2 separate regions of the Mus musculus genome follow, and region 1 is linked to region 2. The links are chromatin loops, found by intact Hi-C in ENCODE. Cell type or tissue: heart. All regions are shown on one strand. Each heading gives the region's core, and the rest is flanking DNA. Links, peaks and the distances in the headings are about the cores only.

Region 1 (13,828 bases), core at 1-8,000, 79 kb before region 2:
TTGTGGTTGCTGTGGTGGTAGTGCCTGGGGTAGGAGCTGGGTCTGCAAGGCCTGCGGGGGCTGCTGGAGCTGAAGCTGCTGGCCTTCACTCAGAGCTGGAGCTCCATGGGGGGGCACCTCAACCTTAACAGGACTGGTGACCACAGGGACAAAGCGAGGCAAGCTGAGGTGATTGGTCCGCCCCACTGCCCTAGGCTCAGGCTCTGCTGGAGAGTCATCAGCAGGAGGCAGCTCTGGCTCAGGGGTTTCAAGAGCCCCAAGAGGAGGAGGGGTAAGCACCGATTCATAGATCTTCAGGTGGGCTTCACTTGGGGTAAACTGAGGGGCCCGAAGGAGCAAGGGCCTCCGGGAGGGAGTGGCAGGGGCAGGTGGTGGAGATGGGGCTGGTGGAGGAGCAGGTGGAGGTGGCGGCAGCTCCCGGGTTAGTGAGGTCCAGCGAAATGTGGGTTCCCTTAGGATAGACCGCCTCTTCTCAGGGAGTGGGACTGGGGTAGATGGGGGAGTTGGGACACGAGGTGGAGAGGAGACTGGTACTGGTTCCTGGGGAGCAGGTGGGGAGGTTGCAACAGGAGGTCGAACAATAGAAGCCTCCACCTTTGGAGGTTTGGGAGGATCTTCATCCATAAATCGCCGGGGTGTCTTGATAACACGGGAGGAGCGAGCACTCACTACAGGCATAATAAACTGCCGTATATTCTTTAAAAAGGTGGTACTTTTGGGGACCACAGTAGGACTGTCTTCCAAAGGGCTTCCTGTGGTGGTGCTAGGGTTTGGAGTGGGAGAAAGGGTGCCCTCTGGTCCTGACCGAGCAGCTTCCCTCTCTGCCCGCTGGCTAGGAGTCAGGGGAGGCCTGCCCCTCTTCCTAGAGCATGTAGCTGGGACAAGAGGAGGAGACTCTTCCTGCTTCTCTGGGGCTGGATATGGGGGAGGGGAAAGTGGGGGAGGAGGAGAAACTGGGGGTGGTAGAGGGGATGCTGGAGGTGGAGGAGATGTTGAAGGGGGTGGTAGAGGAGGAGGTGGTGAAGGGACTGGAGGAGTCAAGGGTGGTGACGGAAGCTTTGCCTCTTCCTTCTCCTTGGCTAGCATCGCTTCTTCCTCAGCCACAGCTCTCTCAGTCTCCTCCTCTTCCTCTTGCTTGTTGTTATCCTCATTGTCATCTTTTTCTTCCTTCTCTTCTCCCTCCTTCTCCTCCTCCTCCTCCTCCTCCTCCAGTTTCTGCTCCTGTTTCTTTCTACACGAGCCCCTTTCTGGTTCATCTCCATCTTTTCTTTGGGGGGCATCCTGCCAGCTTTCCCCACGTTGACCATGACCCTGACCTGATTCTAGTTCCTGGGACAATTGTCCCATCTTCACTTTCTTGGCCTTGGAAACAAACTTGATCATAAGGGGAAGTCCGCCTCGGCCTCTGCCCCTGCCTCCACGGCCTCCTCTCCCAGGCTGTCCTCCACGTTTGGGGGTTCCAGGTCCTGGACCAGGTCCCTCCTTGCATTTCCAACTGCCAGCTTTGTTCTTTACTGGAACCACAGGGGGCGGAGGCTCGGGTTTAGGGATTGTCACAGCCGCTTCTGCTAACACTACTGCTTGCTGCTTTTTCCGGCAGGGACCGGCTGGCCGTCCTGGGGGCCTTCCCCGAGACCGTCGGGGAGTAGAGGGTTCACGTGCCCGTGCCCGGCTCCGGGGGGGTTGGGGTGCTTGGGACCGCCGGAGAAGTTCAGTCAGTGCCTGCACCATCCGTTCTGTGCCCTCCTCACCCCGTTTCCGAGTAGGGGCCTTTGGGGGGACAGGAGTCACATCTGCTAGGCGAGGAGGAAGGGGGGTCGTCTTATGCTTGCGGCCCCGACCCCGAGGGGCTCGACCTAAAAGGAGAACAGTTGTGGGGAGATGGGTCAAACTGGCCCTTCAGTCTTAAGAAAAGCACCCCAGAAAGACAGGATACTAAGTCTTACTTGTCTGTTTTTCCCCACAGCCCAGGCTACCTTGGACTGAACACAGGACACTCAGTAACTGGTAGAGACTAGCTGAACACAAAGGGCAAGAACCTTCCCGCAACACTAGAGAGGTAGAGTTTCCCCATCACTCACCTCGCTGGGACCGAAGCGCAGAGCGCAGGGAACTGGGGGCCACATCTTCATCTGAATGAAAACCCTGAAACTCCTGATTTAGGGGACCAAGGGTGAAGGGGAGAAACAGCAGTCAGTACCAAAGCCCTGGTTCCATCTGGGCTTCAGGTGTTGCAGATATGATAGTTATCGTCCACCTTAACATACTCCTCCTCATTTACCAAAGAACTTAAAAGACTGAGGCAAGGTCAGAAGGAATAAAGGTACAAGGCGTTCTTGAACCAGACCATTCCAGCACAGCCATCAGTAATTCACTAGCCCAGAAGAAAACACTAGAGGGTCTCCTCGAGTTAAGCAATAGGCATTACAATGAGGGCTAATTCCAACTTAAAACAAAGTAGGTCCTCCATTTACACCCTTGCAGGGCATTCTTAAAAATGGGGAGTGTTTGGGGGAGATGAGAGGTGGAGCAGATGGTTTATCATATTAGAATCCACTCTGAGCCCTCAGAGGACAGCTAGCTCTCCTAAGCAATAGAATCCACACCCTCCTGCCTTCTCCAAAAGGCTGAGAGGGATAAACCATGACTGCACTCACTCCAGATTCAAGACTCAGCATTCATTCTATCCCTCTTCAACCCGCGCCTAAGAAGCCTCCACCACTCTACCTTAGAACCAGAGAGCAACTGGGGCCCTGGTGGAACCAGGGCAGGGATATGTCGCGGATTTTAAGGGCCAAGGAGGCAGCCTGCAAGTAAGAGCCCAGGAGGCTCTCTAGCCTTGGTCAATTAAGGCCACGCTGCTGCTGTCAACCACCGCTGGTCCGGCATGCAATCCCTATGGCCTCTTCACCCACTCCTGTCCTGCTCTGCCATTGCTACCGCGAAAGATCAGCTCAGGACACCAATTGGGCTCCAGGCGTCTAGCTGCAGTCAGGGTTTCTCTGATCACTTTCAAAGGCCCTAGCTACCCAAACGCTCCACGCAGCCTGCTTCCTTCGTGCTTCTTTCCAGGAGCCCCGAGAATCCCACTTGTCCACAACACCCTTCGGAGCTATCCGGAGCCCTGCAAGCCCCTGGCCTCCGCCCTACCCGGCGCTAGAGACACCTCCGACCGCCTCACCTCCTCCTCGGATTCCCCGTCACTGCTCTCTTCCTCCGGCATGCAGCCTCGGTTCGGGCCCCAGCCCCGTCCCCGGCCGCGGCCTCGGCCTCGCTGAACTCGCGCACCAGCCCACAGGCGGCGGAGCCGGCGCAGGCCCCGGCGAAGACCCAGCAAACGGAGCAGGGCCGTGTCCTCCCCGGGCTCGGCTCCTCCCGGCCCCGCCGCGCCGCCACCGCGCCGCAGGGCTACCCGCACTCTTTCGGCTCCGTTGCCTCGGCCGCCGCGGCCCCCGCCCCCGCCGGAACCCCGCGGCCGGCCCGGGAAGCGGCCCCGTGCGGAGCCAGGCCCGGGGCAACTGCCGCCGCCCGCCGCCGCCGCCATCTTGGCACCGTGAGAGGGGCCGGGGAGGCGGGGGGAGGGGCAGCCCGTGCGCAGGGCCGGGGGGGAGGGGAGAGGAGGGGAGGAGGGGCAAAGCGGGGCGGCTGCGGCTCACGACAACAACCAGCGCCGCTGTGGGGCGGGCAGGAGCCGGGGGCTGGGCTGGCCACGCGCGGGGCACCACGGGAGCAGGAGTCCTGGGCCGGTCGGCCGTCACCCTCCAGCCGCACCTGAAGAGCGGACCCCGCGTCGCGGCCTGAGAGCGGGAGGCGCAAGGTCTTCTGGGGAATGTAGTCCAGTCGCCTTGCTCCTTCCGCCGACAGCTGGGGCGCGAGAACTGGGAATACCGGGTTGGCGACAGAGACCAGGAGAACCAGTTCCTGGTCTCCAGGAGGTGTGGTTCCCGGCTCAGACTCCTCCCATTGTTCTAGTCGGAACTAGCGACCTGCATGGACTACCATTCCCAGGGTCCTTCCCAGGGTACCGTTGGCTTCGGACCCTGGGAACCCGACGGACACACAGTAGACGAAGTTAGCTATTGCGCTAGGCGTTGGCTGAGGGGAGGGCGGCGGCGCTGGATTAGTCTCACTTCCAGGCGCAACCCGGTAGCCGCATTGCCCGGCGCGGAGGGGAGATGCTGGAGAGGCTAGTCTTCCGTCCCTTACTCGGAGGAGAGCAGACCGGTGGTCGAAATCCGGACCTCAGTCTGCGCTCCTCTCCAGCCCTAGACTACGCGCGCGGTAGATTGCTGTGGGAGGAACCAGAGTCTTGGGGCGCCTCAAAGCCACCTTTCCTCTCCCGCAGGGTCTGGAGCGCCTTTGCCGCGTGCTGCCCTCGGGAATTATACGAAGCCCCCCGGAAGGAGAAGTGTGACCCTCTGTTTATTGAATGGTGAATGGCCAGCAGGGGCCGCTACAGGGCAAGGGTGGAAACCCCCTAGCACAGAGGAAAAGTCTGGACTCGTCCTGACTGGAGCACAGGAAACTTTATTATAGTGATGAAATTGACAGTCCCCAGTTAATCTTCACCGAGTTAATTGTCCTTTAACTCGGGCTCGCCAGGCCGAGGCTTCTGCAACTCGCTTGTCCCGGAAGGGTTCGTAGCTCCTGTCTCGCAGTTCTTCTGTGGTTAAATTTGCCAGGCCGCCCTAGCTGAGCCCTTCTGCCTTTCATTCTTTGGACTCTTTGTCAAGCCAGAGAAGCTACCAACACCCGGTCAGGTGGCAGCAGAGGAGGTAGGACTACCGGGAGAGCTGGAGGCCCGGGTCGGCCTCGAGGAAGAGTAGAGGAAGGTGGAGCGTATGGTCCATCCAGGCGGCAGCCGGCTGGGCGAGTGGCCACGCATGTGCGCCTGCATGGAGGCCAGGCTAGGGCAGCCAGCCCTGCACAGAGGGCATCGATAGGGAGCAGCCCCATGTGTCCTCAGGTGCTTGGTCATGGCAGAGAAATCCCGGGAGCGCTGAGGACAGAGGCTACAGGAGAAGGGCTTCTCTCCTACAGGTGGAGGAGAAAGCCAGAGAAGGAAGAAATGGGCGAAGGCTCTCCAAGCTAGGGGTGCGTCGAGCAATAGGGCAAGGGAGGAGCTGGCAGGCCGGCGATGGAAACGAAAAAGATAAATTCACACTGGGCAGGATGCCCATACCTGTGTGGACTCGGTAATGTGTCTCCATCTGATGCTTGAGTGAAAACCTCTTTCCACACACAGAGCAAGAATAGGGCCGAGAGCGAGCAGGAGAGGGTAAAGGAGGGTGTTGGTGAGATGGGCAGTTCAGTGTGCGCTCCTGACTCACACAGGTTGCCAGTGTGCCTGTGTGGACAGAGAAATGGCGTGACCCAGACAGAATCCCTGAGGCCGAATCAATACAATGTCTAAACGATTTGGTGAGGAGAGGGGAGGCGGCAGCTCTCACCCTACTTACCTGTGAACCCTTGCCCAGACGTTTCTATCTGCCAAGGGCTGAGGGTTTCAGTGCCCTGGGGAAAAGATCCTGGAAACAGAGTGAAGTAGGGGCCCTGCTAAGGCTGGACTCCTGGAGCCCAGCCACTGGGCAAAAGCCCTGTGTGGAATACTGAGGGGCTTACCTGGAGTGGGGCTAGAGGAAGCCAGCTGATTCTGACTCCAGAGAGCTTTGGAGTGGTTCAAGGTCAGTGGGATCCTGGGTGGAGAAGAATTACAGTCTTGGCAAAGCCTGAGAACCTAACTGACTCTGGCCTGTCTTGTGATGACAATATTTGTTGTCTCTAACTCAGGAAATGTACACTGAACCCTTCCAACCATCACTGCTGCCTCTCCGGAGCCACTCCCTCCCTGCCTAGATGTCCTCCTTTAAGCCTCTCACTCACCTCTGATCTTGAGGCCGGACCTGCCAGGCCGCAGTGATGGGGGTACTATGGGAGAAGGGAGCACCGTATCTGGAGGGCCACAACAAGATGCTCCACAAGGCCGACTGGCCCTCCCCCAACCTAGGGACTTCAGCCCACCAGGGCCTGGGAATGAGGCTAGTTAGGAGGGAACCTGGTGGGGAAAGGGGATCAGGGCACCCACGAAGACTCTCCTCAGAGCCCTTGTGGCTCTCGATACCTCGCATGACCTCCTCTGAGCTCATCATCCTAGTTGCTCCTGCCATCTCAGGCCTCTCTCCGGGTGCTTTATGCTTGTGTGACATCTCCTGTTCTCTCCCATTACTTCTAAAATCCTTCTCTGGCTTCTGTTTCTCTCCAGGACTCCCAAGTCCTCTCTCAGAGCCCCTCATGAAGTCTTCTGATTGCTGGTGCCTCTTCAGTCCTGGATCCAGCTCATCTTCATCCTTGCCCTTTTGAGCTCTCTGACAGGCCTCTTCCAAGGCCTGTACCCCCAAGGCTTTGGCTGCCTCTTCAAGGTCCCCCAGCTCCCCAGGCTGTAGCTCTATACTCTCTCCATAGACAAAGGTCAGAATCTGAGCAAAGGTGGAAGGGCTTATGTCTTCAACCAGAGCCCACCGGCCCCTGCAGCCAAGCCTTGGGCTTGCACCTGCCAGCACTAGGCTGTGAGCCGGGAACTCCAGGCCCCCTACTGTGATCAGGGTATCACACAGTGCTGGCCGGAGTCTAGCCGCTAACTGTACCAACCTATCAGAGCCATATGGGCTGATTAGTCTTGTGGGGGTCTGGGGCATTGTTCCTGGCTAATCTACCAGTTTCACAGGCTCTGAGAGGAAAGCCACAATGGGGGATCCATGATTGAAGTGGGAGAGAAACCGCATACTCTCTGGCCTGTGAAGGGGAAGGGAGAAAGAGTGAGTGTCTGGGCTCAGATTGGTGCTGTCTGTCCTGAATGAATCAAATAAACTAAGCCAAAGGCCAGCTGTGGGGATGCCACACTAGGAGAATGCACACTGGGCCAGAGGTTAGGTTTGGGGCCTGAAGAACGACAGCCAGGCAGTTAGCAGAGGTATCAGATAGTGGGTTTAGGGCTGGTATAGTTAGCAAACACCCAGCTTAAGGAAGGTTTGGCTTCCCCAGGCTCTTTTGCAGGGAAAGCCTCTGAACAGCCTGGCCTTTTCCACACTTTGCATCAAACCTGGCATTTATGAATGGAGGAAGATGCGACCTCATGAGAGAGCTCAGACAGCTTTTGGGTCCTCCCCCAACATGAGCCCAGAAAGCCAGAGAAGGCATCAAGACAGCTCACATGGCAGGACAAAAGACTCTTAAGGCGTCACACAATTGTCTCTGCAAGACTGAAGCTTCTAGAATACACCCTCTGAGAAGGGATTGGAAAAGAGCAGAGATCTCCATCCAGTGGGTTAAGGGAGTCACACAAGAGTTTTAGAGAAGGCTTTGATGCCTGAGGAAGTGAAAGAAAGGAAAAAGAGACTGGGGAAAGGGAAGCTACTTCCTCTCACAAGGAGGATAAAGAATGGTTGAGTTCTGTTTTTCATAAGCCAAAAGACTAAGACTCAGAAAGTGCTCAACAAGTCAAGACTTTAATCACACATCAAAACCATCATGACACAGAGAGAGATAGCCTGCGAGTCTTAGCATCCTGCAGGCCTAGCTCGGTGTGGACCCTCCATGAGTAAGCAGCATGGTGGGGGAGGCAGAGAGAGGAATGAGGAACTACTTAGACACCTTGGAGTGAGGGATGCAGGGTGGCAGGAAGTAGAAAGAAGGTTGGAATGGAGGAAAAGCACAGCTGGGGAGAGGGATGGTAACTCACCTCTGTAGCTGCCTCCTAGTACCGCATGCTCACTACTGCTCCTGGGGTTCCTGCCCACCTACCCCCAGTTAGCTCCACCCCGTCCTCAGTCATCCCAAGTATTAGTCTGCCACAGTCCCCTAGAGGGGTGTGGCTTACTGTCTCTGCTTAGGACCTATAAGAGAGGCTACAGATCTACTTTTAACAACCCGGACTGCCTTGCCTCCTCAGTCTAATTCACTTGTGAGTTCTGTAGAGTCAAAGATGTGAACCTGTGGTGACAGGGACTTTGGGATAGTCAAGAGTTGAAGCCTCATCTCTGCCATTTACTAGTTGAGTCACCTTGGGCACGTCATCCCTCCCTCAGTCACCTCATGCATCAAGTGTCATGGTCTCGTCCAGAGGTGGGGGTGAAAATGAAGTGCCATGCATGAGGAAGCAGTCTGTGAGCACAACACAGCATTCAGCTGCTATTAGTTCTACATCCTGGAGGTGGCCATAGCAAGGAGTAGCTGGAAAAGCACTTGTGATACCTCAGAAGTGTAAGCATAGAAACACAGAATGGGAAGCAGCAGGCAGAGGAAAAGCCAAGGCTCCTCCTTTCCCTGGCTTAGTTCATCAGGCCCCCCTTCCTCTATGAGACTGACCCTTGTCCTCTGGACCACAGCAAAGACTAGGTGTGTGTGACTCAGATCCTCCCAGCAGACTCTGAGGGGGGCAACCCCAGGAAGCCTGTGGTGGTCTTCGAAGAGAAAAATCTCCTTTTCTTGGGCTGATGACAAATGACATTTCTCTGAAATCAAAACCAGGGGTTTCTTTCATTTTCTGCTCAAGGGGTCAAGGTCCCTAGAGATTTCCACCTCTTTTGACACCTTTAGCGCCCCCCCCCCATATGTCTTCTTCCTGTGTAGCTCAGGCTGGTCTTGAAATCTCTATCATCCTGTCTCAGCCAGTGCCACCACGCCCAGTTTTGATACTCTTTAAATTGAGGAAGGGATAAAAAGCCTTTGAAACTCAAATTTGTTTGTTTCCTTTTAATTTATTTTACTTATGTTTTGTTTTTTACCATTCTACCAATCTGATCCTAAGCTGCTCTTCTCATTCATGGCAGGTGTCTAATCTGTCATACATATGGAGTAAATACGGAGAGGAGAGACAGGCCAGACATTGGCTGGGCTGCTGTGGTGCCAGAATGAGCTGAGTCCCCTGAGGTTTCTCCCTAGCTTCTGGCCCCTCCTCGAGCCAATAACGAACAGTCAGATCTGTTTTTCCCCCTTGGCTCCAGGACTCCAAGATGTTCAGTCCAGCCTTCTATTACTCTATCCCTCCAGACCTAGGATGCCTTCCCTCCGATTCTAGCTTGGGTGCAGGCAGGTGGCGACCCTCCTAGATCAGACAGGGTGTGTCGGTGGGTGAGGCTGGTGAAGGGTTAGTAGGGTGGAGATAGGGGAAGATGAGTCAGAGCGAAAGGGAAAATGCAAATGGAACCCTGTGTTCATCTGCTCCTCTGAATGTTAAATATTTTCCACTTCTGAGCTTTCTAATTCCTAACATCATGCACTTGGGATCATACTAGATACTGCTATGTAAAAGGCATACTAAATGCCAGCCCTTCTGATAAATGTACAAACAGATACAAGCCTTCCTCCAACACAAAAACACAGTCTCTAAAAACAAGAAGTGGGGCAAAGTTGTAGCGGGAAAGGCACTGGGGTCTGACAGCAGCCGCATCACCCAATGGAAGAAGTCCCTCCCTTCTGCCAGTGACTCAGCTGCCCCACTAGTATGCTTCACCCACTGATGACCAAAAAGTAGGGACCACTCAAAGATAGTCTGTGAGGACTGACAGTAGGCTTTCAGAGCACTGAGGAAAGAGCCAGGGGGTTCCCCAATGAGTAAACAAAAGGCCCTGAAGAATAGGAAACCCCATTTTGCCTCCCACTTCCCACTTGGTGTCTTCCCACAGTAAGGTTATCCCTTACAGAGAGAGGGGGGGGGGGCGCCCGTAGAGGTATTTTCAGGGCCCTTTGCACCTAAGCCCTTATGCTGGGGACACTGGGGTCCCTTCCCTGGCCTCTTCCTACAGCCATGGAAGAGTAATCACAGACACTTGGCATTAAGCAATGATAGGAGAAACAGATCCAACAGCGTGCACTTTGACTTGCAAGAGTAGAGCCAGGATCACAGACCCTGTAGTTGCCTTTATCCCTCAGACATTTAGCCACATCCCCCTGCTGCTCTCCCGATGGCTCTCTGGGTCAGAGTTCGGAAGCCCTGCTGTGCTATGGCCTTGCAGACCCTCCCCCAGTGCAACTGCAAGATAAGGTCATGGTTCCATCTAATATCTGGCTCCATGTAATGCCAGGAGTCACGTAGACCATGCTACACTAAATCACATGGAATGGAACCTCCTGGTTCCTTAGAAAAAAACCTAGACAAGTCGGATCCTCTAAGATTAGATGTCTTTTCTTCAGGATCCCCATTATGCGGTACATAGAGGCTATCTCTCCTAAGAAAGTACCTCTCTAGGATTTTGAAAGAACACTCTCCCTTCAACACCCTCTACATTCTACCCATAGTGTGATGCCACACCTCTCATAATGCTCTCCCACTGCAAGACCCAATCATACCCCCAGCGTAGCAAGTTCAGCATCCTAATAAAGCTCCTTATTATGAAGGGTAATTTCAAGTTCAATCCTTTCCCAAACTAATTACCCTGCTGCACCTGGCCTCTGACATACTGAACCTGACATACTGTTCTGGTAATGTCTCTCATCCCTGAGAAAAGTGGCACTTGCTGGCAATCATAGCACTCAGGAGGCTAAGGCAGGAGGATTGTGAGTTTGAAGTCAACCTGAACAACATATTGAGGCCCTGTCTGAAATAAACACAATTGTCCCTATTTCCTGCTTCCCAGGATCATTCAGAGAGCATCATCTCCCTAGCGTAGTAGAGTCTAGAGCTCACAGATTAGGACACACTGTGTCCAGGCAGAAGCTAAAGTGCATAGATTTGGACATATGATTGGAAGAGAAATATGTGGGGAAAGGAGGGATGATCGCCGTACTATTTTGTTGTTAGTTTGTTCTTTGAGATAAGGTCTATAACCCAGGCTGACCTCAAACTCATGGAACTCCTCCTGCAGTAGCATTCCAAATGCTGGGGGTTCTAGGAATGAGCCGACATACCCAGCTTTTCTGTTCTCTTTAATACCTGTATTACCGAGTCAAACTTGAGGTCTGACATTTTCTTCCTGCCAGTAGGATTGACCAATGAAACTATAAGGAACATGTGTGAGGTACTCAGAGCACACAGCCCGAGTGTAAAAACAAAGCTTAGATTGTAGTGCAAAACCCAGCTTAATGTAACAAGGTAACAAGTACTGATTCTATGTAAATATTACAGCTAAACTCAGACCTTTCACAGCATGCCAGGGGTGGTTGCTTTATGAAAATGCTCTCCTTTCATTTTCCCTCACTTTTTTCAGTTTTGAGGTAGAATCTCACTGTCTACCAGACTGCCCGGGCTGGTCTTCGTCAATTCTCCCACCTCGGCCTCCCAAGAGCTTGGATTATAGGTATGAACCACTACACATCCCTTTGTCCCAGGGGTTTTAAATACTGAGTCCATTTCCCAAGCCAAGCTGAACAGAATTCAACTTAGAAAAAAAAAAAACTGTTAAAATAAAAATCTTCCCAACAAAACATTTTCTCCAAATGAAGGTCCACACACTCCCCACAGTATTTACAAGTGTAAATTATCCAATTATCCAAATCTGAGAGGAATTTTTGAGCTGTTCACTGGAGACAAGTATGTCCCACGCATACCAGAGCAGAGAGACACCTCTGGTGAATTCCTTTCTTCCCTTAAACCAGCACATAGGAATAAATAATAAAAGAAAAAAAAAAAATACTGGCACTTGGCTTAACCCAAGAACAAAGTATAGTCGATGCCTGAAGGGGCTGAATGGGATCCTAAAGACCCTGTGATAGTTTAGCCGTCAGAAACCGTAGGCACCAACTCATTTTCACAATCCTGTCCTCAGTCTAATTATGGGGCTGAACTCTCGCCAAATCCTCAGCCGCTTTGTGAAGGCTGCTTCAAGATGAGTGCTAAATATCAGTATTTACCTAAACTCAAGCAGAGGGCCCCACTCTGGACTCCTTGGGCTATGTTCCTCCCTGTGGGCTGAAGAGTCCCAGGGCATCAAGAAAGTAAACCCACTTGTGTGCTGAGAGAACTGAACTACATATACACACTCATTTACACATGTGCATACACAAACATACATACACATAAACTTTCACATATACTCACACATACACACAGACACACACACTCTCACACACAGACAGATACACACACCTAGACTATATTCTGGAAATCCAGAGTCCAGAGTTTACTGGACCAAAAGATGCTGAGCCCACACCCTAGGTCCAGATGGGCCTCAACTGTGCACCCATGAGAGTGGACTATCTATAAACATATATACACACTTGAGGTCCTGTATTGACTTGGGATGGATGTGCAGGTTAGTATATAAGACCTACAGCAAGCATGGGGGAAAATGGGTAATTTGTGGTCTCACTCAGAATCCGTACACAGTATGGAATAAAGTCTGCTCTATTCCAGTGGTTCTTAACCTCTCAGGACCTCACCACCCAGACACAGGAGCAGCTCTTCTTTTTACATTGATCATTTCAGACACGCATACAATTTCACATATGAACAAGTAACAAAATGAATCCCGCAGGATGCTGTGAAGCCCGTGCCTATTCTTGTCATCTTTGCAATCCCTGTAGCCCTTGTCCCACTAAATACATATACACACACATGTGCACACATTTCCTGGTGATTTTCATGAGCAAACAGACCGTGGAAGCCCAATCATAGCTCTGTCTTCCATATCTATATTTTGGATGTATCCCCAAAGTACCCCAAAGACCTTAATACTACAAAACAGCCAAGTGAAATTAGGTATCAACACACTGCCCCACAAGTTACCACAACAACAACAACAACAACAACAACAACAACAGGATCAGTGACCCAAGAATGGAATGCAGGCTTCTAATTCCATCACCAGAAGCTGAGGCAGGAAGATCACAGGACTGGGGACAGACTAGAAGTACATAGCAAACCCCTGTCTCAACCAAAACTAGCAATGTAAAAGATCACAGTGAAGACGGTTCCCTAAAGCACAGAGGGTCTCACACAACTCTCTCCACAGGCCAGCACAACTGGTATGCCTGCTCTATACTTTATAGGTCAAGAGCATGGGAAGGTTTGGGCACCCCCGAAATTTGAAAAACCACAGATCCAATCGGGGAAGTTATCCGTTCCTATTGGGCAATACGTTTGGCTGGGATGTAGAGGCTTTCACTCCAGAACCTCCAGAGAACCACTGGGCCAACATCCTGATCACAGTGTCCACTCTGGATCCAATGCCGAGGCACTTCAACCTCAAGTCGGGAAAACAACCATCTGTGAGGCCTGGGAAAACGGATATTGATAGTTTCCCAGTGAGCTTCCAACCTCATGAACATTCACTTCAGCCCAAGCTGGGTCTAAAACCCCCAGAAAACTCGTCACCACGTGCACACCAGGGAACCACAAGCCTCTCCCTTCAGTTGCCAGAGCCCAGCAGTGCTGGTGGCTTTTCCCACTTCAGCATAAGCTGGCCTCCGGGACCATAACAAAAGTCGGAGGGCATGCTGCCTCTCCTGACCAACCTGGGTCCAAAAATGACCAAGAGCCACACAACCTAAAGCCATTAACTCTATCTTCTGATCCTCAACAATGTCCCTCGAGGACACCCCCACCTCAGCCCTAGCATTCTCTAGGGTAGGCGCAATAACAAAGAAAAGGAAGAAAAGCCATAGCACTCACCAGTTTGGTCTCCTCCTACATCAACCTCACCCACTTTAAGGACTGCTCAGGCCAGAGTGGCCGTTACAAAATGGGGATCGACGCAAGCCCAGGAGCTCGAGGCCAGCGCGTGCACAGCCTCAGTGCGCTTGATCCTGATGCAGACACTGATTGGCTGCAGCTCTGGCTCTGCTCTTTTCTTATTGGTGCCTGTTGGGTGCTGACCAGCCAGGGAAGCAGCTG
Region 2 (15,255 bases), core at 4,957-12,956:
ATCACAAGGGCTTCTGTGGATTTGGGGGAGCAGACAATGAACGTTGTAAGGCACATCAATTACAGTCTAAACTATCACCACCACATGTCAGTAAGAGCTACCACTGTCCCCACTGTATAGATGAGTGCATCCTATGCCTACTAGACCTGTGTTCCTCAACTATCTGATCTTGCTGTCTGGGGGCCACTACATTTCCTCTTTAGTCCTTGACCCTTCACCCTTGTTAAGTCTCCTGGCCAGAGGCCCCTGCCCCATTGCCAGAGCTGAGTAAGGGCCTCCTCTATGTCCCAGAGCCTCAGGCCTCCCCTCCCCAAACTGCCCTGACTACCTAGGCTGTCAACATTTATGGTGGGTCTGCCTCTTCCTCATCCCACCCTAGGAGCTCTCACATGGCAGGGATCAGAACTGAAATAACCCAGAAATCCACTGTCTGAGGAGTTAATAAACTAGCAATCTCCCATCCTTCAAGCCCGGGTCCTCACAGAGTCCTGGAGGCCGAGAACACTCACAGGATGCTGCCTCCCCTGGCCCGGGGAGTCAGAAGGTTCTGCAGGAATTGAGTTCGGAGGGTGCAGGCAGCCCGGACATCACCCTAGGGAGAAGAGGATGGGGTGTTAGTGGGTTCTGCTTGATCCTCGACTCCTCATAGTCCCCACATAGCCTAGGATTCTTACCAACACCTCAGGCTCTAGGGCTGGGGCTGCTGACACCACAGGTCCAAAGGTCACATCCACTTTGGCTTTCCTGGAAAGATGAGTGTAATTGGGATGGGGCCCTAGGGAGAGCAGATGTCTGTGCCCTCCACCTCATACTGCCATGCTCTCAAGGCCTCATCATTGGTCTCCCTATTCCTGTCCCCTCCAGTTGGACCTATTATAGGTCAGCAACCCTATTAAAACCTGGGTTTTCAGTCAGGCATTGTGGCTGATGCCTGAGATTCTAGCTAGTGGCTCTCAACCCTCCTAACACTGTGACCCTTTAATACAGTCCCTCATGTTGTAGTGACCCCCAACCATAAAATTATTCACTGCTACTTCATCACTGTAATAGTGCTGCTGTTGTGAATCAATGTAAATATCTGTATTTTCTGATGATCTTAGGTAATGCCCTGTGAATGAGTCTTTCAGCCCCAAAGGGGACGCAGCCCATGGGTTGAGAACTGCTGATCCTAGCTCTCAGGAGGTTGAGATAGGAAGATGACTAAAAGTCTGAAGTCAACATGGGCTACACAGTGAGTGTCTGCAGCCCTGGCACAGGCTTGTGGTCCCAGTACTGTGGGAAGCTGGCACAGCTGCTGTGGTTACAAAACACATTTAAGGCCAATCTCGGGCTGGAGAGATGGCTCAGAGGTTGAATGGACTGACTGCGCTTCCAGAGGTCCTGAGTTCAATTCCCAGCACCCACATGGTGGCTCACAACCATCTGTAATGGGATCTTGGCACCCTCTTCTGTCGTGCAGGCAGAACACTGTACATAATAAATAAATCTAAAAAAGAAAAAAAAAAAAGGCCAGTTTAGGTAACTTAGTCAGACTCTGACTCACATTTCATAGAACATAAATTTTAAAAGCAAGTCAGGGCTGGAGAGATGGAGAGGTGGCTCAGTGGTTAAGAACACTTCTTGCCTTCTTGCTCTCACAAGGACCTAGCTCACAACTGCCTATACTTTGGCTTCAGAGACTCTGATGCCCTCTGGCCTCCAATGGACACCTGCATGCATGCACATAAACTCCTATGACCCTTCCAGGATTTCCATCTACCTGAAGCTATGAGGTAGTTCCTAGGTTCCTATCTGCCTTCTATGCAGGAGAACATCAGCTCCAGCAAGGTGGGCCTTATTTTGTATATTCACTTGTTTCTCCAAAGCCAGTGTTGTAGACATCCAGTTGGCACCATAAATCCAGGCGCTCAAGATAATAAAACTGCCCATCCTGACAGCCCTTATGCTATGGCTGGAAGCTCATGATTCTGAAAGGAAGGGATCAGGCAGAACACAGGGATTTCTGAGGAGAATGTCTAACCTCCTTGGGGAGGCTGAACCCCACCTTTGCATGTCCTGCAGATGTTTGAGCTGATTCTGCAGCCGCTGCATGGGGTCTTGCAACCCACGTTGCTGTCTTCGTACAGCCCCAGCTTGGGCCTGGAGGAGAAGAGCTCGATGCTGGGTGTCTTTCAGGCTCTGCAGTGTCTGTGTCATAGCTACATCTGTGGGAGGAACAGGGATGGCTGTCAACACTTTTGTCACCCAGGGTTTCACTGCCCATCCGGCTGGCCCCATGAGTCACCCTGAGCTTCAGACTCTTGATCCATCAGCTCCAGGCTCTGGTCTAGCTCTTGGTTCTCTGCCCGAAGGCGGGCCACAGTGGCTTCCAGCTCCAACTTCCGATGGATCTGATAGGATCAGGTAGAGGGTCAGAAGGTCAGATGCTTGGACTCCTTGGAGTTTAGCCTGGCTGTACTACCTTCTGGGTGGCATTCGGCTTCTCTCCTCATCTCCTGGGAGATGGTTGACAGATTTTTCTTTGTTTAAGTGGCTCAGGTCTGACATAGAAGCACTAAGAATCTACTTGGTTCTCTCCCTCCTGGAATTGCCTCTCTATCTTCTTGGTTTCTGTCTGTGGGGTGACTCCTACATCTCTGTCAGATGCTTTTTTAAAATTATTTTTTATTTTTATTGAGATAGGGTTTTGGTGTGTAAACTAGCTCAGACTGCCTTTAAATTCACAGTCTTCTTCAGCATCCACGTGCTGGGATAACAGGCAAGTACCAACATACTCAGCCTCCATTTTTTTAAAAAATGTATGTCGGTGTACCACATGCATACAGGTACCAGTGGAGGCCAGAAGGTGTTAGATCTCCTAGAACTGAAATCACAGTCTGCTGTTAGACATCTGCTCTGGATGCTGGGATAAGTCCTCTTCAAGAGCAGCGAATGCTCTTAATTGTAGGTCCCCCTCCTAGTCTTGACCTCTTCCTTGAATTCCTTAGCAGCTCTGACAAACTCATCCTTCTCCTTTTAGCAGTTTTGTTTACTGTGTCTACTTTTGACCATGTCTCACTATGTAGCCCAGGCTGGCCTTACACTCATGTTGACCCTTCTGCTTCATCCTGAGTGCTGAGACTATAGGACTCAAGACCTTCCTCTCTCCAACACCAATGCCCCATGTCCATACACCACTGCTCCCCATCTCGTGCCTGGCTCACCCTGGATCGCAATCCCTGGGAGCGCAAAGATCTGGGTTGTTTTGTAACATGGTGTTCCTGACAGACCCATCACCTCCAGGGCCTAGAGCAGAATATTTGCAAGCTGACTATTGGTTGAGGGAGAATATTAACCACACAGGCTTCTTACCTTTGGATTGTCCTGATAGGCATGCCTAGAGAAAAGAGAATAGAGTTAGGAGATGGCTGGGGCTTCCAGGGGAGAAGGCAGGAAGTAGAGGCCTTGGTTATGGACAAGGCTAGACAAAACTGGTGAAGATAGGAATCAATGAATTTAAGAAGCAGTTACCAGAGGAGGTTTCCCTGGATCTTCTTGATATTCCTGCATTGGAGAGATGAAGGGAGAGGAGTTGCTGTGGGCCTTCCCTGTGCCTTTCCCACTCTCTGACCCCCTCCCCTGCACTAGGTTTGGCTTACCTCTGACTACGCACATGCTGCACAATGTAGGCCCAGATGTCAGCGCCCTGACTCAGACACAGCCTGAAGGGATACAGCATAGAGTATGACTGGAGCATTGCCCAGGAGGAGAGGAGGACCCTCCACTGTCTCCACAGTTATGGTGGTGGAAAGTTCCAAGATTTCTCACTTCGGTGGGTGGGCCTGGGGGTTGTCACTGAGAGGGTGGCCTTCTCCCTAAGTCTGAGGGTATTCTTATTCCATGACAGGTTCTATTTCTTCTAGGAGAGGTTTAGTTGTAGTCACTTTCAGAGGTGGGTGTAAGAGGTTTCCACCCCAGGAAATGGTCTTTCATAACAGGGTCATATGCTACTGGTTTCTGCAGATTTGATCCCCAATAGAACAGCCACTGCCAACTGCCTAGTGTCACCTTTGATTAGGGTAAGAGTGGGTAGGTGAGGTGCTGTAGGAACCCCCTTATTCTGCAGATCTGTCTCATTCTCGATGAGGGATAAAGAAATAATAGTTTTGTTTTGTTTTTTTGGTTTTTTGAGACAGGGTTTCTCTGTATAGCCCTGGCTGTCCTGGAACTCACTTTGTAGACCAGGCTGGCCTCGAACTCAGAAATCCGCCTGCCTCTGCCTCCCGAGTGCTGGGAAGAAATATAGTTTTTAGCTTAATATTTTGTTTTGTTTTGTTTTTGTCTTTTCAAGACAGGGTTTCTCTGTGTAGCCGAACTCAGAAATTCACCTGCCTCTGCCTATCAAGTGCTAGGATTAAAGGGGTGCGTCACCACGCCCGGCTTAGTTTTTAGCTTAATTAATGTATACCAAAGTTATTTGCAGAGCTTGCTTCCCCTATCTCTGTCTCCTGCTGCAAGCTGTCTGCAGCAGCCACTCTCTATCTTCAGCTGTCTCCTGCTGCTTAAAGAATCTTCCCTTTCTCCAGGCAGTGGTGGCGCATGTCTTTAATCCCAGCACTTGGGAGGCAGAAGCAGGTGGATTTCTGAGTTCTAGGCCAGCCTGATCTACAGAGTGAGTTCCAGGACAGCCAGGGATACACAGAGAAACCCTGTCTTGAGAAACTCAAAAAAAAAAAAAAAAAAAAAAAAAAAAAAGAAAGAAAGAAAGATTCTTCTCTTTCCCTGCCAGTGTAAACAAATTCAAGACCACCCGGCCCCTTCCCTATCTGCAGGGACAGACTAGTGGTCATAAAGACCACAGCTGCCAGAAATGACCATCCTTGAGAAAACCTCCCTAGCCCTCCTCAGCCTGAATTCTGAGGAAAACTACAAGCTGCTTTGACCTTGCTGATTGCTGACAAAGTTTTCTGCCAAATTAAAATTATACTGTTGCTTTATTAGCCAATAATAAAATAGCTGTGTGAGCCCTTTCACAAAAAGTATAAATTAGCTGTATTTAGACAATCGGGGTTGACTCTCCCTGCGAGGCTGAGCAACCTCATGTGCGTCGGATTAAAAACCTCTTGTTATTACAGCGTCTATGATCAAGCTGTGTTTCTGGGGGTCGCGTTCTCTACACCTGGGCCCCGGGGGTCTAACAGGGCGGTGATCTTACTCCTCGAGGCTAATTCCAGGATGGGGAGACCTTACTCCAGAAGCAGCCTCACCTACGCAGCGTCGACTCCCGGGGGCGAGCTGCTAGGGGCACCTCCATCTCTTCAGCAGCCCAGCGACTCAGTTCCCGCTCTTTCTGCGTTAGTTCCATGGCTGTCACAGAGCTCAGCTGCAGTCGCAGCTTCCCGCACTCTCTTTAAGTATGGCGCCCATCTATGACGTCAGGAGCGCGACGCTGAGATGTCACCGGTTGCCAAGCAGACAGCAGGTCCCGGCTGACGGGTCTCTCTGTACCGGGCCGCTACCCGTAGCGGCTCTTGGCGCTCTAGTGTATGTAGGTTAGTAAATGAAAATGAAAAGGATGGGGTGAAATTCAGACACCCGCTTATCCACCTTTGTTCTTTCACTCACTGTAAGAGGCAGAAGGTTCTAAAAGCTTCACTCTACCTGGGGAAAAAAAGGGGGCGGCGGGTGGGAACGTGCAAGAAATTTCCTTTTCCCAAACTCGGGCTTTTAGACAAAACCCATCATTCTCTCAGGGACTTAAGAAAATCGTTTTTACTTGCTAAAAGTGGTCATTCTCCTCGTCTTTGGCAGAAGGGACATAGAACTCTTCCATTAATCTATGCCTTTGGTGGCGTCTATTGGCATATCGAGGTCTATGCTAGCTTCTAGGTTCCTTCAGGCCCTTCTCACAACAACCTCTTACAGAGTCATCCTGCCTGCCTGGCATACCCCGCCCCTACACCGAATCTCTCTAGCCCCCGAGCTTTGCCCACTTCAGATTCTCATAACTCAGCCATTTTGGCCACTCCCCTCTTTATTCCCAAGCACCCTCGGGGTCCTCTTGGAACCCTCTCTCCAAGTCTTCTCTTCTTAGCTCGCCCCCGCCCCACTCCCCACCTCTCCTCTCGTGGCCCCATCTATTTTGCTGGTTATATTCAGTCTGAACTCTTCCAGATGCCTCTGGCTGTACTCTTCTTCATGTCTACAGTAAAATCCTTCTCACCCATACTTAGGAGCATTCTTGTCCTGTTGTGGGTTGCCCTGGCGCCATTTGTATTTTGATGTTTATTCTGCTTCATCAAGAGGAGCTGTCCTCTACAATGAGCAGAGCGCATACTCAGGTGATCTCACTGGGCCTTCTTCCCAGTCTCAGAGAGGGAGGAGAGAGACATGGCCTGGAGAAGCCGCAAGTAGCAAGAAGTCTCATAGTTGGCAACTAGATTAGTACAGTGATAGATCTGCCCAATCTAGGCATATAGCTTATAACTATAACTGAGTTGTGTGTTTTTTATACGGGCTTATTGGGGTGAGAAATTACCGCAACATTGTCCTGATTTTCATTCAATGAGAAACAAATGAGAGACAATGGACTTAATGCTCATTTTATTAATTTTTAATTTAGCTAACTTTTCTATATATTTTAAGATATGTTAGATCTTATTTTGTGAGTATATGTTTTTTTGCCTGCATGCAGTACGGTAATTCCCCAAATTAATCTGCAAGCTCCACCTGCTCAGGAACCAGATAACTTCCTGGAATGCAGGAATTTAATTTTTAAAAAAGATTTATTTATTATTATATGTAAGTACACTGTAGCTGTCTTCAGACACACCAGAAGAGGGCATCGGATCCAATTACAGATGGTTGTGAGCCACCATGTGGTTGCTGGGAATTGAAGTCAGGACCTTTCAGAAGAGCAGTCAGTGCTCTTAACCACTGAGCCATCTCTCTAGCCCCCGTCTTATCTTAAAAATCCAGGTTTATAGAATTTTACTAAGATAAAAACTGCACCTCCATGCACGTATGTACAGCAATGTACCTTTCAGACAGCCACACTCGTAACATAAAAACCCACTTGCAATTAATTTTAGAAAGATTAAATGGTTTACACTATTAGAACTTGATTTTGCCTTCTGAAAATTATGATTATGCTCTATGTCTTTGCTCTTTAAAAAATACTTAATTTTGATATTGCAAAGACACAATTGAGAGATTTCAAACTTCCTTTAAAAAGTTTTAGAGGCTTACAACATTAAAAAAGGTTAAACATTACTGGCTTAGAGATGTCTCTCCTTGCCTAAGGTCTATTTAGGCTGACAGATGATTTAAGAATATATGTCTATCTTTGCTTTTGCTAGCATTATGAAACTAGTTTTTTAATAAACTGAGTCATATGGGAAACTGTTATGTTCTACAATGACACACCATATATAGGTCAGAAACGTTCCCAGTCTCTTTATGGATTAAAAAGCTTTGTTTTGACACTAAGAGAAGTCCAGTTTAAAATCCTTATTTTAAATCTAAACGTAAAAGAAAAAAATCTAAACATAACAGCTATAATATGTGAAGTTCTAATCTTATGAAGCTTACTAAATTACTGTAAACTATTGAGGATAATTAAAAAATGCAAGTTAATATAATCAAATTCTTCAATATCTTCAGAAGTATATTTATAGTCATGATAAACACTAAAAGCAGAGAAGGATGGTTTAACTCAGGTATGTTTGGTAGGTACCAGCTATAATCTGTTAGAGATCTTTTGAATATGTCATTTAAGATGTTTAAACTTATTATGACTGACAGAGACTCCCAGATCCTAGCAGTGACACCCCCTGCCAAGGTTTCCAAGAAGATAATGGGCACAGGGGTTTGGTGTATAAAGGACTCCATCTGGGTTGTGGTAATGCTAACCACTGGGCAAGACTGCCCCACTGCTAGGGCTCAGCCCTTTTGGACAAGCAAGACATGGAAGAATTGATTATCCTACTTTGCCTAGATAAGGTGAGGTCAGTCTCTCCCATGTTCTCCTCCTCAGAGAAGCCTCTCATCTTTGGGCCTAATGTCCAATGACTGCCTCTGTTCCCAGAGCCATGCAGACAGTCTGAGACGACTGGCTAGGGAATGGACTATGGACTAGTCTCTGTCTTTTTAATGGATACATAGGTTATATAGACTATAATTTATCCTTCTCAGTTCTCTGATCACATTGACAGCTAGGCTAACTGTAGCTTGTCAGCTAGGGAACAACAGGCAACTAGCTCCTGATCCAGGTAATCACCCACTGTGTCAGTTCGTCAGTCAGTTCATTAACTAGTTAAAGCTACTAGGTCTCTTATTAACAGAGGACAAATGGGTTTGCCTTGCTCACAGACCTCGTGTTAAAAGATAAACAGATTGTAGATGTAACTTTTCACTAAAGAAACATGTTTTATACTTTTGCTAAGACTTGAAGACATGTGTCTATTTCTGCTGTCTTGCAGATACTTGTTGACTGCTTCTTCTACACTGTTATTTTAATACAATGGTAGTGCTAATATACCTCCTTTTATGAACTGAAAAATTCACGTAATCTTCAGGGAATCAAAGAAGTCCCAAGACTTGAATCCACATAAGCACACCTGCCTGTTCCTGAAAATGGAACTTTTCCTTGGTCGTGGAACTTCTTTCCTTCCCCAGTTACCAGAAATTTTTAACTTCTGTTTCTAGTCACAGCAGATTTTCACTTGGCTGACATCCAGGGATCACCTGTAGATTGCAGGCTACTGAGCTTTGACTTGCTGTAGCTGATATAAACCAGTCCAGGCGATGGGACTGCTTTCTGTCTTTCAGCTTTTAATAAATACCCCATTCATTTCAGCCTTCCTTGGCCCTGAGAACATCCTAATATCAACTGGTCTCAGACAGAAGATACAAAACCCATCAACAAAACCAAGGAACCTCTCCCATAGTTTGAGTTGACAACTCAAACTTGTAAGAGAAGAAGGGGGATGTTCCAAGAATAAGGATGGATTTCACAGGGCTAAGGAGTCAGGGAGTGTAGCTGGTGTACTATGCATGAAGTTTGGAGTTCGGTCCCGAGCACTGCATAAACTGGCTGTGGTTGTGCTTACTGTAATCCTTCACTCAGCAAGTGGAGTAAGGAAGATCAACTCAAGGTCATTCCTAACTACAAATCAAGTTGGAGGCTAGCCTGGGCTATGTAGGTCTGAGACTGTCTCAAAGCACACACACAAATACACATGATAGATAGGTGATAAATAATAGGTAATTATAGATGATTAATAGTGATTGATTAATAGATTGATAGCTAGCTAGCTAGCTAGACTGATTGATAAACTGCTTTTGCAAAAGACCAGAGTTTAGTTCCCAGAACCCATGTCAGGTGGCTCATAACATCCTATAATTCCAATTACAGGGGATCCAATGGCCTCTTCTGGCCCCAGCAGACACCACATACACAGACATACATTCATACACATAAATTTTATATCTATATATCATCTATATATTTATATCATCTAGATAAATGTGTGTGTGTTGTGTGTGTGTGTGAGAGCGAGAGCGAGAGCGAGAGCGAGAGAGAGAGAGAGAGAGAGAGAGAGAGAGATCTTGGGCCAGGCATGGTAGGGAGTGCTTTTAACCCACTACTGGGAAGGGAGAAGAGGCAGGTAGGTCTCTGAGTTCGAGGCCAGCCTGGTCTACAGAGCAAATTCCAGAACAGACAGGGCTACTCAGAGAAACCAATTGTGGTACTATGAAGAATGAAGCAAAAGAGGGAAACTTGAGTCAGCTATGGAACCCTGGACAAGAAAACAAGACAGCTGTGATTTGACAAGTAGGTGAGCAACACTGCCACCTTTTGGTAGTTAACAGCAACTTCATCTGTGTTAGTGGGTGTGTGCCTGTGCTAGCCTGTGAGTGTTTGGAGGTAAGAGGTCATCAGTAGGTATTTGCCTCTACTGTCGGCCAACTTAGGTTTTTTTTTTTTTTTTTTTAGACAAAGCTCACAGAACCCGGAGCTTGCCAACTAAACTAGCCCAGTGAGTTCCCAGGATCTGTGCCTTCCTCCTGGGATACAGACAGGCCACAATCCCTGGCTTTTACATGGGTTTGCTGATCCAAACTTATACTTGTGCAGCCAGAGGGTTCAAGGCCTGGCTGTCTCTGCTAGGTAGTGCCACCTCTACTGATTCTCGTTTGCTATCCAGACTCTACTGAACTGGACTGCTAGTGTATCTGTGAAGTGTTTGCAAGTGGATGGAGCTGCTGCTGCCGACCTGTGAACTGAACTGCCAAACACAGAAGGGAGTTGCTCCAAAGAACCTTTTTTTTTTTTTTTTAAGATTTATTTATTTCATGTATGTGAGTACACTATTGCTGTACAGATGGTTGCGAGCCTTCATGTTGAAGGGAATTGAATTTTTAGGACCTCTGCTCACTCTGGTCAACCCCGCTCTCTCAGTCCATGCTTGCTCCGGCCCAAAGATTTCTTTATTATACTTAAGTACACTGCAGTTGATTTCAGATGCACCACAAGAGGGCGTCAGATCTCATTATGGGTGGTTGTGAGCCACCATGTGGTTGCTGGGATTTGAACTCAGGACCTTCAGAAGAGCAGTCAGTGCTCTTAACCGCTGAGCCATCTTGCTAGCCCAAGATAGGGTTTTTCTATTACACAGCCCTGGCAGTCCTGAAACTCACTATCTCTGGCTGGTCTAAAACTCATAAATCCATCCTGCCTCTGCCTCCTGAGTGCTGAGATTAAAGTCATGTGACAGCACACGTGGCCAAGGTTTCTGGTTTTTTGCTTTTTGTTTTTTTCCTGCTCTGAGACACCAAAAGCCCAGCACCTCAGCTTGAGAGGGAAGTCATGTAGAGTAAACACACATTCAGATTCCTAAACACACTCCCATCTTATTATGAATTATTATGTATACTTTACAACAAAAACAGGTTCAGGAAATCAAAGACGTGCAATTTTAAAAAATATGTGTGTGTGTTTGTAAGTGTCTCTGCTTCCCAAATTCTGGGATTATAAATGTGTGCCACAGAGCCTGGCACCATTATTGCAGTCTGACTTTCACAGGGTCTAAGCCAACATAGCTCCAGTGAAACTATTATTGATCCAGAGAAACATCTACACCCAGACACAGGCAAAGCCGGGATATTCCCTTCAATTTTATTGGGCTCAGAAATGTGATTTTTTTTTTTTTCATGAAAGAGCAGCTCAGTGGCTTATGCAGATTTAGAACTTGAGATGTGGACTTCCAAGATGCTTTTAGACAGCCGTGGAAGACAAATGAGAATGAACTGGTGGAGTGTAGTCAGGTGGCCTGCCTGGGGCCGTTTTTTGGATGTTGAGTTTTTTGGTTGGTGGGTTTCTTGGCAAGGGCATTTCTGAAGCTCTGAGTTTCTTCTTGATGGCTGGTCAAAGTCTAAGTGAGCATGTCTGTTGGGGGAGGAGCCCGTAGATGCTGATGTGTAGCTTTCATAGGACTAGGACAAGTATATAAATGATGCCTACAAAGGCTACTATGGCCAACATATTAAACCACATAGTTCGAGATGAGTTCCGGTAGGCGTCTTCCCAGTTGCTGCATTTATTGGCTTCGTTGGTCTGTAAGGGTAGGAGCATGAGTATGGGTTTCTGAGACAAGAAGCTCTTGGAAGGAGGGTTGGAGCCCTATAGCCACTGTGGGAAGAGCCCGACCCAAGACCTAGGACACAAACAGTTGCAGGTGGCAAGCAGAGGATAGGATGAGCAGTGGAGGCGGGCGGGGGGTGGGGCGGGGATACTTTTACCTGGATGCTGAAGTATATGGCTAATATCCCAAAGGGTAGGAAAAGAATCATCGCCAAGAGAGCCAGCATGACATAATTCCGAGCGTAAAATTTCAGTTCATCTGGAGTCTGTGGACGGTCTAGTGGCTTCCTACCTGGGGCTCCTTGTTCGTCTGTATCCATGATCTTTTCACTCAATGACAGATCCTGGTGTCTTGAAAATAGAGACCCAGATCCACCGAACTTCCCCGGGCCCTACCCAGAATCCTAAGAGCTGCGCAGTCAAAGGACATTCTTCACAATGGCTGTAAGGACATCTCCAGTCCTGATTGGCTACTCTCAAGAGGTGGGCGTGGTCGCGCTGTTTTTAGACAGTTGGTGCCAAGGAAGTGTGGTGCTGTGACAACTTTGTTCTTGTACCCTCACAGGGATTGATTGTGGGAAAGTCTGCCTCTTGCCTCTTTCTTCTGCCGAGTACCAAGGGATAGGAGAAGGAAGGCCTCAGAAGAGTAGGTAGATAAACCTGTGAGAAAGCTAGATTTAGCCAGGCATTGTGGCGACCATCTTTAATCACAGCACTTGAGAGACTGAGGCAGATCTCCCAATCTCTGTAAATGCAGTGCCAACTTGGTCTACACAGCCAGTTCTGGGACTACATAGTGATGCCCTGTCTCAAAATAATGCCTGCCAGGTCTCAATAGCAAAATCTTACCTGTAGAAAGAAAGATAAGTGGTAGATAGATAGATAGATAGATAGATAGATAGATAGATAGATAGATAGATAGATAGACAGATAGATAGATTGATAGATAGATAGAACCGAGTGAGCTGTGGCCACTTATAATCCCAGCATTTGAGAAAGGATTTCATATAGCCCAGGCTGGCCTGGAATTCACTTGACAGCCAAGAATGAGTTTGATCTCTTGACCCTCTCTTTTCTGCCTTCTGAAGTATAAGGATTGCAGACATACTCCCTATATATCTGGAAGAAAAATTGTATGTATGTATGTATGTATATATGTATGTATGTATGTAAGAACTGCCTTAAAGTGGAATGCCACTTAAATGTAGATATAGCTCAATGGTTTTAGTCCCCCAGAACTGTTTATAAAAATACAAATGGCATAGGAAGTCATCAGGGTGTACTCTTCAGATTGCCCCAGGTTCCTGCTGCCTCACTGCTACGCACACTCCAGTGAAGTTTGCTTGGCAGGCCGAGAAGCCTGGGAGCACTCATGAGGCAAAGAGTTTCAAGGAAACTCACCTCCTGGAACTTTGGCGTTCTCATAATCCGTATATTCATACCCTATCCCCGCGTTAGTGTGGTGTATGGATCCACGTGCTCTCTTTTACTATTGTCTTATTATAAGTGCCTTTAAAGATTGAATTCTGACATAGCTAAGCCTTCGCCAGTGTTCCAATGTCCCAGAAAGACCTTAAAGCCGACAAACTGGGAATTCAGTAGGAATCCAGTGAGGTTACCTATTCAGTAACATTCAGATTTACTTCTAGTAGAGACAGTGAAACTAATTAGGCATTACAAAGAACCTAGCCATAATAGCTCAGGGCTGGTCTGCAGAGTGTTTACTTGAGGCAGTAGCCAGTCTCACCCAAACACAATGGCCTAGCTAATCCGTGGGTTTACCATGTAAAAGTTAGGGAATCCCACTGAGACAGGGATCTTCACTACAGCCAGGTATAGCAGGCTACAATGCATATTAGAAGTAAGTTGGTGAATTCTTCTGACAAATGGAGATTCTCCACAGATACTTAAAAGTTACACTCATACAGGAATTTATCAGGGCCTAGGAAATGGGGGGGGGGGGTTGTGGTATTGCATTGTTCATGAGAAGGTCTGCTAGAGCAGAACCCCCTGGTGCTAGCTTTCACAAGGCTCAAAGAGGTAGCAATAATTGTGACTAGGGTGTGAAATCTTTACCTGTCACTAAGCTGACCCTAGGCAGGACTGCTTTATCTTTACTGTGAACATTTACCTGGTTCCTGTAAGTCCTTTTGAAGTCATTCCTTTGTTTTGTGTCAGGCAACTTCAATGTACTTTGCCTGCTGTGACTTTCTACCCCCTTTATTTTCTGTATTATATAAGACTGGTACTCACTTTGTGACAATACATTCAGATTCTACACAATCTCCTGTGTGCATCTGTCTGTCATTCGCCGACTCCTTGCCCATCTGCACCCAGAGACCCGTTCAACGCAGACAAGGGGCCCAAGAGGGTCTGCGGCACCTCACGAATATACTTCTTGCTAGTTATTCAGTCAGTTACTGAAACTATGAAGGAACTCTGCAGATGCCATTGAGATTGCCAGTCAGAGCCGGGTGGTGGTGGTGGTGCACACCTTTAATCCCAGCACTTGGGAGGCAGAGGCAGGCAGATTTCTGAGTTCCAGGCCAGTCTGGTCTACAGAGTGAGTTCCAGGACAGCCAGGGCTACATAGAGAAACCCTGTCTTTGGGGGGGGGGGGGATCACCAGTTAGTTGACCTTGTGTTGGAAAGAATATGGTTGTGAGGCTAAAATAATAAAGTGAGTTCTTAAAGGACCTTGGTCTTATTGACCAAAGAGACTTGTGGACTGGATGCAAAAGAAAGCTGCTTGTTTAGGACTTGAAGCTATAAGGAGTTACATAGTAAGGGATACAAACCTTTAGCTAGCCATCAGGAACAGCAGGCTTCTGAAATCAGCCATGACCATATTCATTTGGAAGACGGCCTGAATGTTGAATGAGAATTTAGCAGAGGGAACACCTTATTTTAACCATAGGAGATCCTGACCGGAAAGCTGGCACATAGACCTGCAAGTCGGTAAGTAAGCTTATGGAGATTGTTGTGCTCTGGTGGAAAATGAATCATATTTTTCAAGCAACGTGGTAATTAGCGATTCATGTGATAACCATCAGTGGACACTCATATAATACCACTGGGGTTCAGCTGAGTAGGGCACACGTGTACACACATGTACACACATGCATGCAGAGGCTCATCTTTTTCAGGCAAGCACTCTAGCACTGAGCTATATCTGTAGCCCTTTATTTTTTCTTTTTTTATTAGATATTTTCTTTCTTTACATTTCAAATGTTATCCCCTTTCCTAGTTCCCCCTCTAAAAATCCCCTATCCCCTTCCCCCTGCTCTCCAACCCACCCACTTCCATCTGTAGTCCTTTAAACAAGCATTTTTAATTTTTGAGATGGGTTCTCACTATGTAGCCCTGGGTGGCCTGAAACTTGCTATGTAGACCCAGCTGGCCTGCCTCTATCTCTTGAGTGTTGGGATTAAAGATTTGGGCCATCATGGATCGCTTAAAAGATTTAGTGTGTGTGTCTGTCTGTGTGTGTGTGTGTGTGTGTGTGTGTGTGTGTTTGTGAAGGTGTCCACAAAAGCCAGAAGGGGGCATTGGATTCCCTAGATCTGGAGTTACAGACAGTTGTGAGTCACTTGGTATATAGGTGCTGGGGAATTGAACTTGAGTCCTTTGCA

What was found. A loop is a pair of places that touch in the nucleus more often than their neighbours do. Peaks named below come from ENCODE experiments on the same cell type or tissue, not always from the same donor. Only the 100,000 strongest peaks of a DNase experiment are listed, where the experiment ranks them.
Region 1: a loop joins it to region 2, with 2.6 times the contacts of the local background. A loop is called at or near these places in 3 of 42 quality-filtered maps.

Annotation. Positions count from the first base shown.
Region 1 is chr7:30,585,174-30,599,001 of GRCm38, forward strand. It overlaps Kmt2b (lysine (K)-specific methyltransferase 2B), which reads right to left and starts at 3,553. Exons shown (of 37, transcript NM_029274.2): 1 at 3,182-3,553; 2 at 2,082-2,154; 3 at 1-1,856. The coding sequence starts at 3,544. It overlaps Zbtb32 (zinc finger and BTB domain containing 32), which reads right to left and starts at 7,769. Exons shown (of 6, transcript NM_021397.2): 1 at 7,739-7,769; 2 at 5,884-6,792; 3 at 5,623-5,696; 4 at 5,460-5,528; 5 at 5,183-5,347; 6 at 4,508-5,034. The coding sequence starts at 6,695. The coding sequence ends at 4,757. Gm32082 (a long non-coding RNA gene) reads left to right here and starts at 3,606. Exons shown (of 3, transcript XR_003946734.1): 1 at 3,606-4,146; 2 at 4,346-4,432; 3 at 5,041-5,186. Mir3569 (microRNA 3569) reads left to right here and starts at 4,207; the gene lies at 4,207-4,264. In heart, for the core only: a CTCF peak has its summit at 4,437 (motif pointing right); DNase peaks (open chromatin) are centred at 188, 3,838, 4,438, 4,868 and 1 weaker place; H3K4me3 peaks cover 3,301 bases; H3K27ac peaks cover 2,897 bases; H3K27me3 peaks cover 355 bases.
Region 2 is chr7:30,659,585-30,674,839 of GRCm38, forward strand. It overlaps Haus5 (HAUS augmin-like complex, subunit 5), which reads right to left and starts at 5,410. Exons shown (of 19, transcript NM_027999.1): 1 at 5,247-5,410; 2 at 3,639-3,701; 3 at 3,511-3,543; 4 at 3,352-3,376; 5 at 2,285-2,390; 6 at 2,045-2,204; 7 at 675-744; 8 at 510-592; 9 at 1-13. The coding sequence starts at 5,344. Pmis2 (PMIS2 transmembrane protein) reads right to left here and starts at 12,021. Exons shown (of 2, transcript NR_027849.1): 1 at 11,916-12,021; 2 at 11,138-11,596. In heart, for the core only: CTCF peaks have their summits at 9,841 (motif pointing left) and 10,502 (motif pointing right); a DNase peak (open chromatin) is centred at 5,427; H3K4me3 peaks cover 1,500 bases; H3K27ac peaks cover 1,245 bases.